Linked DNA regions of Homo sapiens: region 1 is linked to region 2. A link is a loop called in an ENCODE intact Hi-C map of the cell type or tissue named here. Cell type or tissue: GM12878. All regions are shown on one strand.

Region 1 (8,000 bases), 56 kb before region 2:
GACATTACTGCACACTACTGTAATCTTTATAAACTCTGTAGACGTAAGCTACATTACATTTATCTAGAAAATAATAAATTAACTTACAGCCTTCAATAATAAATTAACCTCAGCTTACTGTAACTATTTTACTTTATACATTTTAAAATTGTTAAAAGCTTTTTGTCTCTTTTGTAATAACACTTAAAACACAAACACATTGTACCAATGTCTGAGAAATATATTTTCTTTATATACTATTTTAAAAGCATTTTTCTATTTTTAAAATTATGTATTTTCTTTACATTTTAAACTTTTTTGTTAAAAACTAAGATACAAACACAGACTAGCTTAGGCCTACACAGAGTAAGGACAATGAATCTCACTGTCTTCCACCTCCACATCTTGTCCCACTGGCAGGTCTTCAGGGGCAGCATGGAACTGTCATCACCCATGCTAACAATGCCTTCTTCTAGAATAGCTCCTGAAGTAACTGCCTGAGGCTATTTTGTAGCTAACTTTTTTCTAAGTAGGAGGAGTATACCCTAAAATAACGATTAAAAGTATAGTGTAGTAAATATATAAACCAGTAACATAGTTTATTATTATGATCAAGTTTTACATACTGTACATAATTGCATATGCTAGACTTTCATGTGGCTGGCAGCACAGCAGGTTTGTTTACACTAGCATCACCACAAACACGTGAGTAATGCATTGTGCTACGACTTTCCCACGGCTACAACCTCTGTAGGTGGTGGGAATGTTTTAGCTTCATTATAATCTTATGGGACCACCATTCTATATGTGGTCTGTTGTTGACAGAAAGGTTGTTATGTAGTATATGACTGTATATTCGTCCCACGGAGGTCAAAGGGGAGGGACTTAAAACGTTTGCCGAAAATAATTTAATCTAAAATTTAAAAAATAATTGATTTTGTCAAGTGTTTCAAAGATGTCCAGTAATTAGACGGAGGGGAGGGGAGGGGAGGGGGAAACGGGGATAGCCTTGACTATCCCCGTAAGTGATGAATAATCTAAAACATTATATTTTATTTTAAAACAATTATGAATATATCATAGAGCAGAAGGAAAGGTTAACATAAATTTTAAAGATTAAGAGGAGAATTCAAGAAAAAGTATTTTCAGGTACATTTAGAGCTAGAGCCCAGCAGCACGCAACCTTCTCTTCTGCCACTAGGGGCACTGTGCTGGGAAAGTCTGAGGCAGCGCCATCTTCCTGAGAAGATGCTCAGAAACCTCAACTGAAGAAACTACTCCGTGAGCCTAAATACCAACCCAGGAATTTAGAACAATCTTGGTCATCCAGCGACTTTTTTTTCTTTTTAGAAAAGGGAAATTATTGAGGGAAATTTAGGATTTTGCAGGAGTCATGAATCTTACTGGTTCCCAGGATTTCTTTTATTTCTTTAGAGGGAAATTATTCGGTTGTACAAAACACCTTTTAACAATAAGCCTATAAAGGAAAAGAAACATCCTCCCATTTGGCTGAGAATTCAGATAAGTGGCACTCTGTTCCTCTTGTCAAGTCATTCCAGTGATTGTTTGATCAGTAGTGACTTAGCATACTTTGTCTAAAAATATAGCATATCCTCATTCTCTGGGATATGCTATGTATTTGAAATTTTTGAAAATTGGCCACTACCATTTCAAGACCTTTTTCTCTACAAAATATATATGGTTCCTTAACTTGTCACTTCTTTAAGCGAAAACCCAGAGCATCCACACGGCCCCTGTGGACAGTAGTCATCAGGACCTCCGTTTCCTCAATGAGTTGGGCTAGATGATCTCTACAGTTCTGTCTCCAAGGGTCTCAGAGTCTCTAAAAGAATTGCTAGAATCAATGCTCTGCCTCACTTGCTATGACAGTTCATTACATTGATGGCCCCCAGTGAAACACCCCTCCTGGTGTACACACCTCCTGGAAGTCAGGACCTCATGTACTCCACTCTGGGTTGGGTATGTGACTTGCTTTAACCAAGAGAGTGCAGTGGAAGTGATGCTGCACCTGTTTCAGGACTCAGTCTTAATAAGACCTGGCAACTCCTACTTCCGCGTTCTTAGGAGCCCTGAGGTGCTATAGAAGATGTCCAGCCTCTCTGCTGGAGAGATCATTTGGAGAAGTCCAGGCCCCTGAGTTCTCAAGACGAGAGAGAGAGAGAAAGAGAGAGAGAGAGTGAGGTCCAGCCATGCCAGCATTCCCGCTGAGCCTAGGCCACAGCTGTACAGCTAGCTAAATGCCGTCATATGAGTGACCATTGGCAAGGCCAGCAAAAGAACCACCAAGTTGAGCTCAGCTCTAATTGCAGAATCATGAGCAAATAAACTGGTTATTGTTTTAGGTCACTAAGTTTTGGGATGGTTTGTTACACAGAAAATAGATAGCCAAAAAAGAAATACAAGTATGATTCTATAAAACAGAGGTTGCAAGGATTGTATTATATGTCAAAGGTCTGACCCTTTTCCTTGTGGGGATGATAAAAGGTGGTATAGCTAATTTACTCCCAACCTATAACTGTATTAATCATCTTTAATACAGTTTAATATCTATAGTTGGTAAATAGAGAGGCCCCTTAGACTTGAAATCTCTATTCCAAAAGAGAACTCGGTTTCTCAAAAGGGCTCACTAGCCTGGTGGTGGAGTAACTATTGTTATTCAGTCATACAGAATTATGACACATGACTGCCTATATTGCTTAAATAACAGTTGTATGTGCACTCCTCCAAGTATATTCAGATTATGTGTACTGTAGCTGTGTACAGTAAGTTCAGAGGGGAGGCCAGTAAGCAATGCATCCCATTTCCACAAAGGAAGGGTGTCTGGAAGAGGTGGCATTTTAACTGATTCTAAAGAACTGAAGAGATTCACAGAGTCCCAGAATGCAAATAGAAAGCTGTATCACTCCCCCTATATCTATAGGCAAAGGAATATGCTACTTACCTGGTATGACCTAAAGTGTCTCCCAAACAGACTCATTCTCCCAAATATCACTGCCGACACACACCAGCCTTCTGTGCCCTAAATTCTAAGTAGTAACACCTTGGCCTTCAAGCTGAAAGTTGCCTGTTAAGATGCAAATAGATGAGTCAGAAGGGCACACCTTACACCATTAGCTGCATTAACAACTTAACTCAAATGGGCTTATCAAACAGCTGGAGTCCCCTACAGAGGCCCCAAGAAAATGAGATCAGAGTATGTGGTATTACTACTCAGTGTCCAAAGTCAAGGTAGAGTGGCAAAGAAGTTTCCTGGATGACCGTGGAGAGGACAGCTCTGGTGCAAAAGATACAACATAGAGTGTTTTAGAGGACCCTGAAGAGAGTTTTCAGTGTGGTTCGGGCAATTACCTGGACTTGTTGGACTGAAACTTTGATCCCATTCCCTGCTGATAACCACACTAGTTTGTAGCTTCCATTTTCTGCCAACAACAGAACTTCCAGCAAACAAATTATTCTAGGTGGACACACCTTTTTCTTCTTCCTCCCACAGGTATATACAGGTAAGTATCTGAGACAGGCCCTGCAAAGATCAGGTCACATCTGTTAACAAGGCACTGGTTATATCAATGGCAACTCTGAGACGATTTCTCTGTGCTGAAGTAAGGCACTAAATATAATAGCCTCTTAACTGGCACATTGTTATCAGTATTATTATGGCTTTCTCTTCATGCCTGTCACTGGATTATGGTAATTTTTTTTAGTCATAGGTTTTGATCGGAGTTGAAGTCTCTGAGTTACTGACAGCTCGGGAGAGCTGTAAATGCTCTAAGATTGACTTCCCACTGTCACAAAATCATAACACAAGCAAAAAGTAGAGGTTCTCTCAAGCCTCCTCATGCCAATTAGAAACAAAGCAACTTTCTAAACAGCAGGCTTCTTTTCCAGCAGGCTTCATACCAAAGGAGAGGGAGGCAGAAGGCACCTACCTCTCTCCTCATCCTTCCTCCGAGGTTCAGTGCAAGAAACAATGACCCTGGCAAAGACGATAAGAGAAGCAGATACTGCAATTTAGCTAATGGTGTCTACAGGAAGCTAGAAATCATTCCTTTGACATGCTGTGATACTGAAACAGCATCAGGTCTTGGTGAGTTCTCCTGACCTTGCAGCAGCTGCTCACAGACATTGACTATGGTCACTTATTTGAATAACCACAATAGAGCTGGGAAAATGAGTCATGTTATCTATCCCCTTTGGAGGTTATGAAACCTCCAAAGTGGTACCTCTGGCCTTGTCTTCTTGTCACCATGGAAGTTCCTTCCTGACCAAATGCGACCCCCAGCTGGGAGGCATCTAGGATTAGGCCAAGTGTTAGAGATTACTAAATCTCTTTTCTGTCACTATGGAGAAGTTGTATGAGACCACAGTACCAATCTTAGATAAACTCCAGCTATTTTTTCATTTTGCCTTCAGGGTCCTTCTACTTCTTCCATTTGCAACCCTTTCCCCCTTTCTAGTACCATCATCCTTAGGCCTCCCATGACCAGAATAGACCATTCTGGCATCTAACTTAAGTTAGTCCTTTACATCCATCCAAATCCTTATTTGCCTGAGGTCCTGTTCTCAATTTAACAGGATTGAAAACTCAAGTAATTATCACAGAATGAGATGACCTGAATATATCAGCCAGGATAGGCTAGGTTATGCTGCAGTGATAAACAACCCTAAAATATCAGTGGCAAAAATGAGGGTTTCTCATTCATATTGCATATCCACCACAGGTTGTCAAAAGAATCTGCTCCCCAGAGTAACTCAGTAACCCAGGCCACCATCAGTGATCCAGATCACCATCTTAGAAGTCACCACCAACATCCCCAAGAGAGGAAAGGAACTAGATTCTTATTCTGGCAATTAAATGCACTGGCTGAGAAATTGTATTACTTCCACTCACAAGTCATTGGCCAGAATTCATCACATGACTTCATCCAACCAAAAAGGGGCCAAGAAGTACAATCCTCTTTTGTGCATCAGAAGGCACACAGCCAGAAATATTTGATAGGTTGCATAAATGATGAACATGACAATTATTTTGCACTAAGGAAAAAATGAAGATTTGCAGGGTAAAGAGTTACCCCTCCTAGTGCTGTTTGCTATTACAGTAAAGCTTACTGTGTTCAGTTCTCTTGTACTAGGCAGGATTGACCAGACAATGGAAAAAAAGAAAAACCTCTCCCCAGTTCAGACCCTATGCTTGCTTTATTTGCTCACAGTTCTCAAAGTGGTTTGCCAGAGTGAATCCAAAATTATATAAATATGTGCTGAAGATGAAAATAATAAGGATGAGAATATGTGCTAATCAACTTAAATTTGGTGGGGAGGAGGGAGGTACAGTGGAAGGAGAGTGAATTGGAAGCCTAGACAGAAAACTGAAAGGGATTTTGTACTTATCTGAGATGATAAAAACAAAGATGGATAAGGATAATTTTTGCTACTAGCTGCTAGCTTTCTGGAAGCATGAAAAAAAAAAAAAACCAGGATGAAGATTGCATCAGTCTAAACACGAAGCAGTTCAGGCTTGGGCAGAGTTTGAAGGAAAGAGACATCTAAGATGATGGTGGAGGAATAATGAATGCAAAGAGGTGATGGTGTATGGAAGAATGGAAATGTTTGTTGTTCTTGTATCCAGGAGAACTGCTGAGCTTTAGTGGGAACGCCCTGCAGTGGCAGCACAAAGTTCAGTTTCAGAAAACAGAATTGGCAGCAGAATCATGTTCTCGTGCCCTGGCAAATGCTATATATGTGCCCAGGGCAAAAACAAGCAAAGGAAGATGCAAACCCCAAATATGACCAATATTTGAGCACCTATCATCAAGGCCAAAGCAGGTGGGAGGAGAAATCTCAAAGATCTTTGTGTACCTTGTAGCAATTCCAGGGAAATGAGACTGTGAAGTGATCCCACATCCAATATGTCAGCAAATTCTGTTGGCTTTACCTTCAGCATATAACCAAAAGTAGAATCCACCTTAACGCCTCCACCTGCCACCTTCTTCCAAGCCACTCTAATCTATTGCCTAGATTTGTACAGTAGCATAACTACTCTCCTATTTAAACCCTTGCCTCCCCATTATGCGTTTTCTATGAAGCAGCCAAATGATCCTCTCGAAATGTAATTTCTCGGCTTGAAACTCTCTGATGGCTTCCCATTCTTGTCAGAGGATCCCAAAGCCTTCCCTTGACCTAGAAAGCCAATCTAAGATCCAGTCCCCCAAATATTCTGGGACCTCATGCCCCATCACTCCCTTTCCGCCCACTTGACTTTGGCCACATTAGCCTTGCTGCCCCCTCCGCCAAGCCTTCTGTCTCAGGGTTTTTGCATAGGCTGCCCTCTGTGCCTGGGGGCTCTTCCCCCAGAGACCTGCATCAGGACTGTTCCCATGCTTCCTTGGGGTCTCTGCCCAAATACCGTTTGATCAGTGAAATCTTTCTTAACCATTCTATTTAAAAGAACACACTCCCACCCCCGCCCTGAAGGCCCTCCTAAACTATCTTTCCTTAGCTGGTTTTGTGTGAAATGGGTTGTCACATGTACTGATTTAGTTGTAGTTATAAGTACTCCAAAAGGGCAGGAAGGATTTCGCTTCATTTGTTCACTGCTGTAACCCCAGCATCTAGAACAGGACCTGCCAACGGTGTGAGCTCAATCACTACAAGTTGATTGAACAGATTGAAATTCATCCCAACCCTCCCACTACAGGGATCTAGTGTCAAAGAGATATTCAAGGAACAAGACATCTCTCTCTCTCTTTTATAATACCCTATGAGGATTCCTCCTACCTGATATCAGCTGCCATGGATACAGGTTTCTTAAAGGGGCCAAGGATGCAACAGATGCTTCATATTAGCTTTTATGTCCTCGATAAAATTAACAACAAGCAAACCTTGAGTAACAAAGCTGTAATTCTGTCTTGCAATTCTGATTCGATATAGATTGTAAGAGCTTGGCTCTTGAGGCTAAAAGCTGTTTACAGAACCCTCAATGGAATTATACCTCTGTAATTCATTTACTGTTATTCATTTTATGTGTGTTTACAGATAGAGCCAGAACAATCATACAGCCAGCAAAACCAAAGCAAAGAAGAAAAGATACCTAGTGGTTTTCATTTTTAAATTACAATCATTATGTAAGTTACAATATTTTGCCACACTACAGCACTTCTAGGCTAAATAAGAAATACACTTAACAGCAAGGTAAACATAATAAGATAGCTTTTTAAAAAATGAATATTACCTTGCTCTGTCTTCAGGGATGTTATTTTCAATAGCAATATCGATTCACAAAGAAAAGTCAAGAGAATAATTATGGATGTTTAGCCAATAGGGCTGGTACATGTACACAAGATCAGAAAAAGTACTGGATAATACCCTTGAAAAGCCTCTAAAGCTACTGTCCCACCACAGCCATTTTCAACTACATGACCAAAAACAATCCAATAAGCTTTCATCGTTTATGTCCAAATTTCTAATGAAAGAAGCCTCTTGAAAAATAAACAAGTATACAGATGGGCTTGGATAGATCTGGCATCAAATCTACATTTTATGTTTCTTTATTTTATTTCACTTTAAAATAATTTAGGATATTCAAAAGTGGTCTGTTAGAAAGAATTATTGGAGGGACAATAACATTTTTCTAGCACCAGACACAAACTAGATAATGATAAGACGTATACACTTTCCTCACCCAATGAGCTAAAACTCCATTTAAGAAGGAACATCAAGGACTTAGAAGGTTCTCTTGTGTAGATCTCTTTCTTCTTGAGACAGGGTCTCTCCTGTCACCCAGATTGGAGTGTATTGGTGCGATCATAGCTCACTATTACAGGTTTAAACTCCTGGGCTCAAGTGATCCTCCTACCTCAGCCTCCTAAGTAGTTAGGTTTACAGGTGCATGCCACCATGCCTGGCTAATTTTTTTTTTTTTTTAAATTTTTGTAGAGACAGTCTTGCTCTATTGCCCAGGCTAGTCTCAAACTCCTGGCCTCAAGCAATCTTCCCCTCAGCCTCCC
Region 2 (8,000 bases):
ATCTCCCTGTTCCCCAGCATGTCTGGAGCACACCTGCTGTCTTGACCAACCCCCTCCCCGTTCTGATTAGTAACCCTTATTCTGAATGTTTTTTAGGATCTTTTTATTTTCTTATTTTCCCTCAGTTTTAGGATTTTATGGAAGCCCATCATAAATCTTGAGGATGAAAAGGTCAGCCAGCCCATTTCACTGCTTATAGGCAGGATTACAGCTACACTAAGGACAGCATTCTTTGTTTTTATTAGTAGGGATTCAGCTTCACTCATTATTTGGACCTAGTAAAATCTCTTTACTGTGGTGCCAAGTCTTCCTTAATTTATTAAGTAATTATTCACCTATAGATCTATAGACAGGATCTTAGGTTGTTTGCTTAAAGTTAGTTATTTCCTATTTAACAATACCATTCCAATTTTTCTACTTGTAATACTTTGTATATGGTTGTGAAATGGGAAGAAAAATAAGAAAGAAAATATATTTGTTTGGTAAAATGTCATGGGCTTTACAAGTCTGTTTCATAATTGGCCAAGTAATATTTCCAGTAATGGTGAGATTTCAGCAAAGAATCAAGTTTGTTTGAAATTTATGCATGTGCAAACCCATGTTTACACATACACACACACTCACTTTTTGTCATCGGAAATGCTTGCCCTCTCCTGGTGTCAGTTCCCACGCAGGGGAAAGGGGAGAGGACACCGTTGCCTCTGCCGTAGCTGGCTGGTAGGAATGCTCAGTGTGGCACAGTAGATAACTCCTGATAATCAGGCTGCACTACAATTCATTTAATAAGAAATGAGAAGCTCTGCTCTTGTTTTGCTTGTCTGAAAGCTCTTATCTGTATGTAACATAGAACTCCCTAGCAACTGTGAATGCCTCTTGTCTCCAGAACTGGGGAAAAGACCATAAAAGCTGTTTTTCACACATGTATGCAAGAATATTCTCCTCTTTTCTCAGGATCAGCCTGTTTAAAAAAGCATTCAGGGCTTTCCATATCAAAGGTATTTAGAATTGGCCCTGGAAGCTATGGAATGAAAACAGGAATGTTGTTTACTACATTTTACAAAACTTTCTTTTATTCACAAGAGTGCATACTATTATTAGCCAGAATAAGGGGAATGAAGAGGGGAAGAAATATGATGTGAATAAATATGATGTGATGCCTGCCCTCTGGGAACTAACAAACAATGCAAATGCTGTGCTTTCTGCTAGAGATTCCTTCTGGAACATATGTATGCACATTGCAGCAGAAGGGGTCTTGCCTCCCTGAAGAAATAGTGATGTGAACGCTTTTCTAAAGTACTTTGGAATTAATTTATTTTTTAGATTCCTTATGACAGATTTCGTTCAAGCTAGGTAAATCTGCAGCATTCCGACTCTGAACATAGAAGATATTGGTGATAACTTTTGTTTTGAAGAACCTGCTAGATTTAGAAACCCTTGACTAGTCTAGGGAGCATCAGGCTTTCTGAAATGCTTTTCTGGCTCTTAATTCTAAACATAATTATAAAAGTTGTTTTTAACTCAAAATGTAGAAATGAAACAGAAATTGAAGATAGCATCATTAGGGAAAAGTCTTTAAATACGTACATTTATAATCAGATCTACATTTATCTCTCCGTCCATTCACACTTAGATGATGTTTAGCTATTTAAGAAGACAAAATGTGACCATTTTCTATGAAATTTCTTTCCATTTCAATGATTTGCTTTAATGTAATCTGAAAGATTTATAATTATGTTGTATACTCAGACTTGCTTCTTGCCAGTCACTCTGCAAATCACTTCTATAGTTATCCTCCATGCTTTTGAGAGTGAGGTGTTGCAGGGATTAGGTGTTTTGTATAGTGACCCTTGTCACCCTAAAGGAGGTATGTGTCTGTGAGCTCATACCCACAAATGTGGAATGTTCCTTTTCAGCTTTTACTCTGCTGATGGTCTAAACCTGCCTTATAACTTAGTTAACCGGATGTCTCCCATGAACTCAGTGACTCATGACAATGATGACTTTCATGTTCAGGAGGCAGCATGATCTCACCTCCCTCCCTGTGGGAAGCATTTGACTCCTTCCCTGCCATAGATCTTTTTCTAACTTTCAGTGGGTTCTTGAAAGCCTCTCTCTTCACAGCAATTTTCACTTCCCTACCTCTCTACCAGCTTTGCATGCAATATTCCCCACCTGAAACCTAACCATATTAATAATAATGCTTCTACTATTTTTATTTTTATTTTTTTTAGAGACAGGGCCCCACCATGTTGCTCAGGCTAGTTTCTAACTCCTGGGTTCAAGGAGTCCTCCTGCCTCCACCTCGCAAAGTGGGATTATAGGCATGAGCCACCATGCCTGGCCTCTACTTTCTATCAATATGTATTTGTTTCATACAGTTGACTGAACATCTTTTTATGTTTTATGTATGTTGTTTATAAGGATTTCTGTGTTTGATTATACGCTTCTAAAGAGCAATTCATGGATCTTTCTTGGGCTACTTGACAGTACCTTGCATAGAACATGTGTATAGCACCCCTTGTAAATATTTCCCTATATACTTGCATACACGTACATACACGTGCGTACACACACGAGGCATCCATATAAAAGGATTTTCCTGTCTAAAACCCTTTAGCTATTTTTTAAACTTCTTTATGGGTCTCTTGTCCTGGCTGAACATAAGACAACCTTTTCTTGATTACCCAAGCTTATCAGCAACATCAGTTATTGCTCAGTGTTATAATGGTGGCTTCAAGGTCTATTGAGGTGTGTAAAGCTTTTTGATCCTACAGTAAATGGCTAAAGATAGCCATTGTTTTTAGGTTTCATATTACAGTGTTTTTCCCTGCTTTTATGGTTATGTGTTCCTCACTGGGTTTTTAAAGCTGCTGTCAGTATATTTGGCTCTAGGAATCCCTTCTTGCTCATTTTTCACTTCTCAATGATTATTTCTGATTAGTTCACAAAGTCAGATTATCACTTTTGTAAATATAAATAAGAACAAAGCTCTGAGTAGAAACCTGTCCTACAAAAGAAAGTACATGGATGCTATGAAAGCTATTTAGCATCACCATGTGACAATAGAATAGGAAGAGGTCCTGAAAATCATTCAGTTCAGTCCTTTTAATTTACAGATGAGAGAACTGCTGTTGGGACTTACCCATGGTCACACAATTTCTTAACATTCCATTCAGATTAGAACCAAAGTTTCTCACTTCCAGTTCAGTGATTAGCTCTCAACCTGTTCCACTATAGTTGAAGTTGCTGGAAGTCAGATTTATGTAGGTGGCTATTATTTTACAGATATGTATATATGAGTATACATCCAAAAACATTAATCTCATTAACAGATGTGTGTGTAATATGTTTATAGATGTATGTCCACATGCTTATACACATACAGAGGCACTGACTACACAGCACTGATGCTGGTTGTATGCACCATGTGTTATGATGCCCTCTAGGTGTGAGATCTAAACCTAGGGAGAGAGCAAAGACAAGAATGTTGAGTCAGAAGAAGAAATGGATAAAGGAAATCTCACCTAATTAGCCTCCAATTCAGGGCCCTGTGCATCGGATTTCCCCAGACTCACCATGAAGAAAGCAGGCCTGTCTATGGGCAGCTCTTAGCTGTATGTTGATCACGATGCAAATAGCGGTCATGGGAAAATTCTTTTAGGATCTTTTCTCTAGGCTTCATTCTGGCCAGTTTTCTCTACACTGACTTCTAGTTCACTAATTTTCTTTATAATATTCACTCTTTTACATATCCATTGAGGTTTTTAGTTCACTAGATCTTTCAATTACAGAAATTCTGTTTTTCTCTTTTAAATTTCTCTAGCCTTTTGAAAATAACTTGTTCCTTTTTCATGTATTCAGTTCTTTATTTCTTTCATAATTTTACAGCTACTTATTTTATAGTCTGTATTCAGTAATTCCATTACCTGAAGTTCTTGGGTGATCTTATTATGCTTTTTGCTTGACTGCTGATTCTGGCTGGCAGTAGATGATTCTCTGGTGTATTTTGTAATTTTTTTATTATGAAGCCATATCTGACAGGGCTTTATTTGTGGGATCTTGTTGAGAGTGCATCTCTTTAAAGCACTTTTGCATTGGCTTTTGCCTGATGCTCCAGGTCTAAGCCAGGGCCATTTTCCATATTTACCTCTTAGCTTGGGGGCTTCTGGACCACAGAGTTAGTACATCTGACCCCAAGCCTGTCTGAGAGCAGACTATCAATTCTTAGGGCAGACTCCCATACCCCCTGTCCCATTGCCACCCACCAAAATCTATAATCTGGCTGAAACTTTATTAAGGTTGAAACCTTATAGAAGGGAGGGGATGAAACAAAGGCTGTGAATATGGGTGACTCAGAATGGAGCAGGGAAGGCACCTTTAACCTTTCTCTGGCCCCCTTGCCCTGTCCCATTAAGATATCCCTCCCAGCCGGGTGCGGTGGCTCACGCCTGTAATCCCAGCACTTTGGGAGGCCAAGGCAGGCGGATCACGAGGTCAGGAGATCGAGACCATCCTGGTTAACACGGTGAAATGCCGTCTCTACTAAAAATACAAGAAATTAGCCGGGTGCGATGGCGGGCGCCTGTAGTCCCAGCTACTCAGGAGGCTGAGGCAGAAGAATGGCATGGACCGGGGATGCAGAGCTTGCAGTGAGCCGAGATAGCGCCACTGCACTCCGGCCTGGGCGAAAGAGCAAGACTCCGTCTCAAAAAAAAAAAAAAAACCATATCCCTCCCTTCCCATTGTAATTCTTCTGTGTTGTTGTGTATGTATTGCAGTTCACACTAGTTAGGGCCAAGGTTGGTGCACATCCCAGTACCTTTTATCTGTCCTCTCATCACAGACACAGATCAGGTGACTGAGCTCTTTCCAAATTCCCGCTAGATGTGCAAGGATGCACTCTCTCACTTATTGCCTTTAAAGATGATCATTTTCCCAAAAAAAGCTTCATCCTTAATAAAATGATTCCCTTAACCTTTGTGTAGAAATGATGATGCCATCTCACTCCTCCTAAAGAACAACAAAAAGCAATATGATGGTGTTGACAGGAGCAGCTGGCTCTAGTGGGAGAAATCAATGAGGAAATTGAGAGTTCGCTTTCCTCTCCACCTGAGCCTTGGCGAACCTGAGGGACCTCGTCTGGCCTCCCCCTGGGTGAATCTTCTGGGTCTGCAGAGCATCTCCCTGACTCAGCAGTGTTTCTTAGGAGCTTGATGTTCCTTTCCTAGTAATGGAAGTCTCCAGGCAGCTTGCTCATCTCCCCACAAATTCATTCCTGAGCAAGAAACTGCCAGTATTGTTTGGGAAAGCCTTTTCTCCCATTTCCACATCCTTTTATTGGTTTGTTTTCCCTCAAAAATATGCACATGGATGAGATATGGAGCAAAATAATAAGCCCTTATTAGAGAAGGCAGTGTTATACTTAGAATTATTAACTGTTCAAAATGAATTTTGTACACTACTGCAACCAAAAATCTGTAATACAATAGTACTCCCTTATCTGTAGTTTCCCTTTGTGTAGTTTCAGTTACCCTCAGTACAGGAGAATAAGATATTTTGAGAGAGACCACATTCATATAACTTTGATTACAGTATATTGTTCTTTTTTATTATTGTTGTTAATCTCTTGCTGTGCATAATTTATAAATTAAACTTCATCATACATACCTATGGATAGGAAAAAAAATAGTCTATATCGGACTTGGTACCATCCGAGGTCTCAGGCATCCCCCAGGGGTCTTGGAACCTATCCCTCATGGATAAGGGGGCACTCCTGTACTGGAAAGAGAGGTAGGAGTGTGCAGAAAATAAAGTATGAACACATTACCAAAGATGCCTGAGAGTACAAAAGCTTAGGAGTCTTTTGGTGATATAAATATGTAGTAGTCCAAAAAAAAAACCTAACAGTGTTCTGTGACACTATTTTTGTCTCTGCCATTCGAGTAGTTCATACAGGCTTTGTTCTGGTGATTTATACTAGAAGCCTATAATAAAAACGCAGCCTGAAATCATGCAGCTGGGTACCATTCATTTTTCTTCCATGGACAGTTCCCGAACTTAACAAATTACGGCAGGCCTGGCAAAGCTCTTCCTGCAAAGGCAATACATGCCTGGCCATGGCAGCTGCCCTCTTGGGTTTCTTCTGCTTTGTGGCATCATCGGTGATGCTGCGGGGATTGCTAGATGGTTTTTATGAGTACATCATGTACTGCATAATGACATTTTGGTAACAACAGACTACATATATGATGGTGGTCCCATAAAATTACAGTGGAGCTGAAAAATTCCTATGGCCTGGTGATGTCATAGCCATCTTGTCATCATGGCATAATACATGACAATATGTTTAGATACACAAATACTTACTGTTGTGTTACAGTTGCCTACAGTATTCAGTACATAACATGCTGTACAGGTTAGTAGCGTAGGAGCCATAGGCTATACCCTGTAGCCTAGGTGTGTAGAGGGCTGTCCCATCCAGGTTTGTATGAGTACACTCTTACGATGTTCATGCAACAGCAAAGTCTCCTAACAAGGCATTTCTCAGAACATATCTCCATTGGTAAGTGATGCACGACTGTACTAGGAAAGAGTTTCTAGGAAGATATTGTGTAGTTTTAGTGGGTCAATAAAAATAATACTCGCTTCCTGTCTTGAGTCAGAACCAACTGAGAAATCAGCACAGAAGTCAGACAGATGGAAATGAACATACCAGCTTTATTACAGATAATAGCTTGATTGAAAAATGCAACGTGATGTTTAGCCATATGCTTTTTAGTACTTGCTGCCTCTGTTGAACTCAGCTTTCCAAAACTGCAGGCTTTTCACTTGTAGAGGACGAACTTGCTTCTGCAGAAAGCTTATCATGTCGCCAGAGTAGAGCTGACTGTCCCATCATTGTGGGCATGTTGATTAGGAAGAACTCATGCAGGCTTTCTCCTGATAATTTATACTATAAGCTTCTATAGGAATGCTCAGCCATGGGGCCAACCCACTCATGTGGTTCCATTTCCCAAAGTCACTTGTCACAAAAGTCACTCTTTTGGGGACAAGAGAATACAGAGTAGAAAGCAAAGTCCTGTCACATGGAAACCTAGGGGCAGGGGAATGACCGTTGCCCAAATTGTGCCCTCAAAAGCATGAAGCCAGTGTCACATCATGTCTGGGCATAGATGTGAGAAGCTGTTTTTGGGTGAGTCTTGCGGAATTCTTTGTTTATACTGCAAGTAGATGCACTTGTCATCTGAGGCCATTGGCTTGGCCTCTCTTGGCCATTTTTATGTGTGTTTGCGGCTTCACATGTAACATTGTGGGGAGAGTTGGCTATTTTCTACGCTGCGGCATCTTGGGGAGTTTTTTTCCTCAGCTCTTTTAAAAATCTTGGCAAAGTTAGGAGGTCATTTTGCCATTGGCATACCAGAGATGACAAACGTAGGCTTGGTGATTCTGGCATGGGTAGGTAGTCAGGCTGGGCTCCTCTGAAGAGCATTCTGTTCCTCATGGCAGAGGATTCTTGCTAGTGAGCCTTTGTGTTCCCCAGCCTTTCACCACTGGGTACATCATTATAATAAGGACTGGAGCTGAGGCAGGGAGAATAACTGGGAATCAAAAGGCATTAGTGCTTCTGGGAGCCTTAAAATATTCTATTCTAAATTTTTATGCACGTATCTCCTTTTACAATTATAGAAGCAAGAAGCGTAATCAATCAAGGGTCTTTGTCATGCTTTGCAGCTTTCTTAGGAAATGCAGACAGGCAATAATATGTGATTGTCAATAGCATTTTGAATTTTCAGTGATATTTGCCAACTCATAGGCCATCCCAATGAGCAAGGTCAGGGGCTCCAACCCCAGTTGATAGGAGAGGAAACTGATGGTCTTACTGACTTATCCAAGGACACAAAGAGGTCATGAACCCAGCTAAAAATAGAAGTGAGAATTGCCTGGTCCCTATTCTTAGTATAAGCACCAGATTACACTCGCTGCTGCAATACTTGCTAATT

Evidence for each region. Peaks named below come from ENCODE experiments on the same cell type or tissue, not always from the same donor. Only the 100,000 strongest peaks of a DNase experiment are listed, where the experiment ranks them.
Region 1: it touches region 2 in a loop (4-fold over the local background); 2 of 110 quality-filtered maps call a loop at or near these places.

The regions. Positions count from the first base shown.
Region 1 is chr4:151,794,966-151,802,965 of GRCh38, reverse strand. It overlaps LOC127898557 (a long non-coding RNA gene), which reads right to left and starts at 3,607. Exons shown (of 4, transcript NR_183042.1): 1 at 3,349-3,607; 2 at 2,942-3,064. It overlaps LOC105377488 (a long non-coding RNA gene), which reads right to left and starts at 3,607. Exons shown (of 4, transcript NR_183038.1): 1 at 3,349-3,607; 2 at 2,942-3,064. In GM12878, a CTCF peak has its summit at 1,180; a DNase peak (open chromatin) is centred at 4,065.
Region 2 is chr4:151,738,814-151,746,813 of GRCh38, reverse strand. The region is part of intron 2 of GATB (glutamyl-tRNA amidotransferase subunit B); the gene reads left to right. Among named protein-coding and RNA genes, the nearest start is that of GATB, 18 kb to the left of the region's middle. In GM12878, a CTCF peak has its summit at 3,436; DNase peaks (open chromatin) are centred at 2,063 and 3,513; H3K27ac peaks cover 3,409 bases.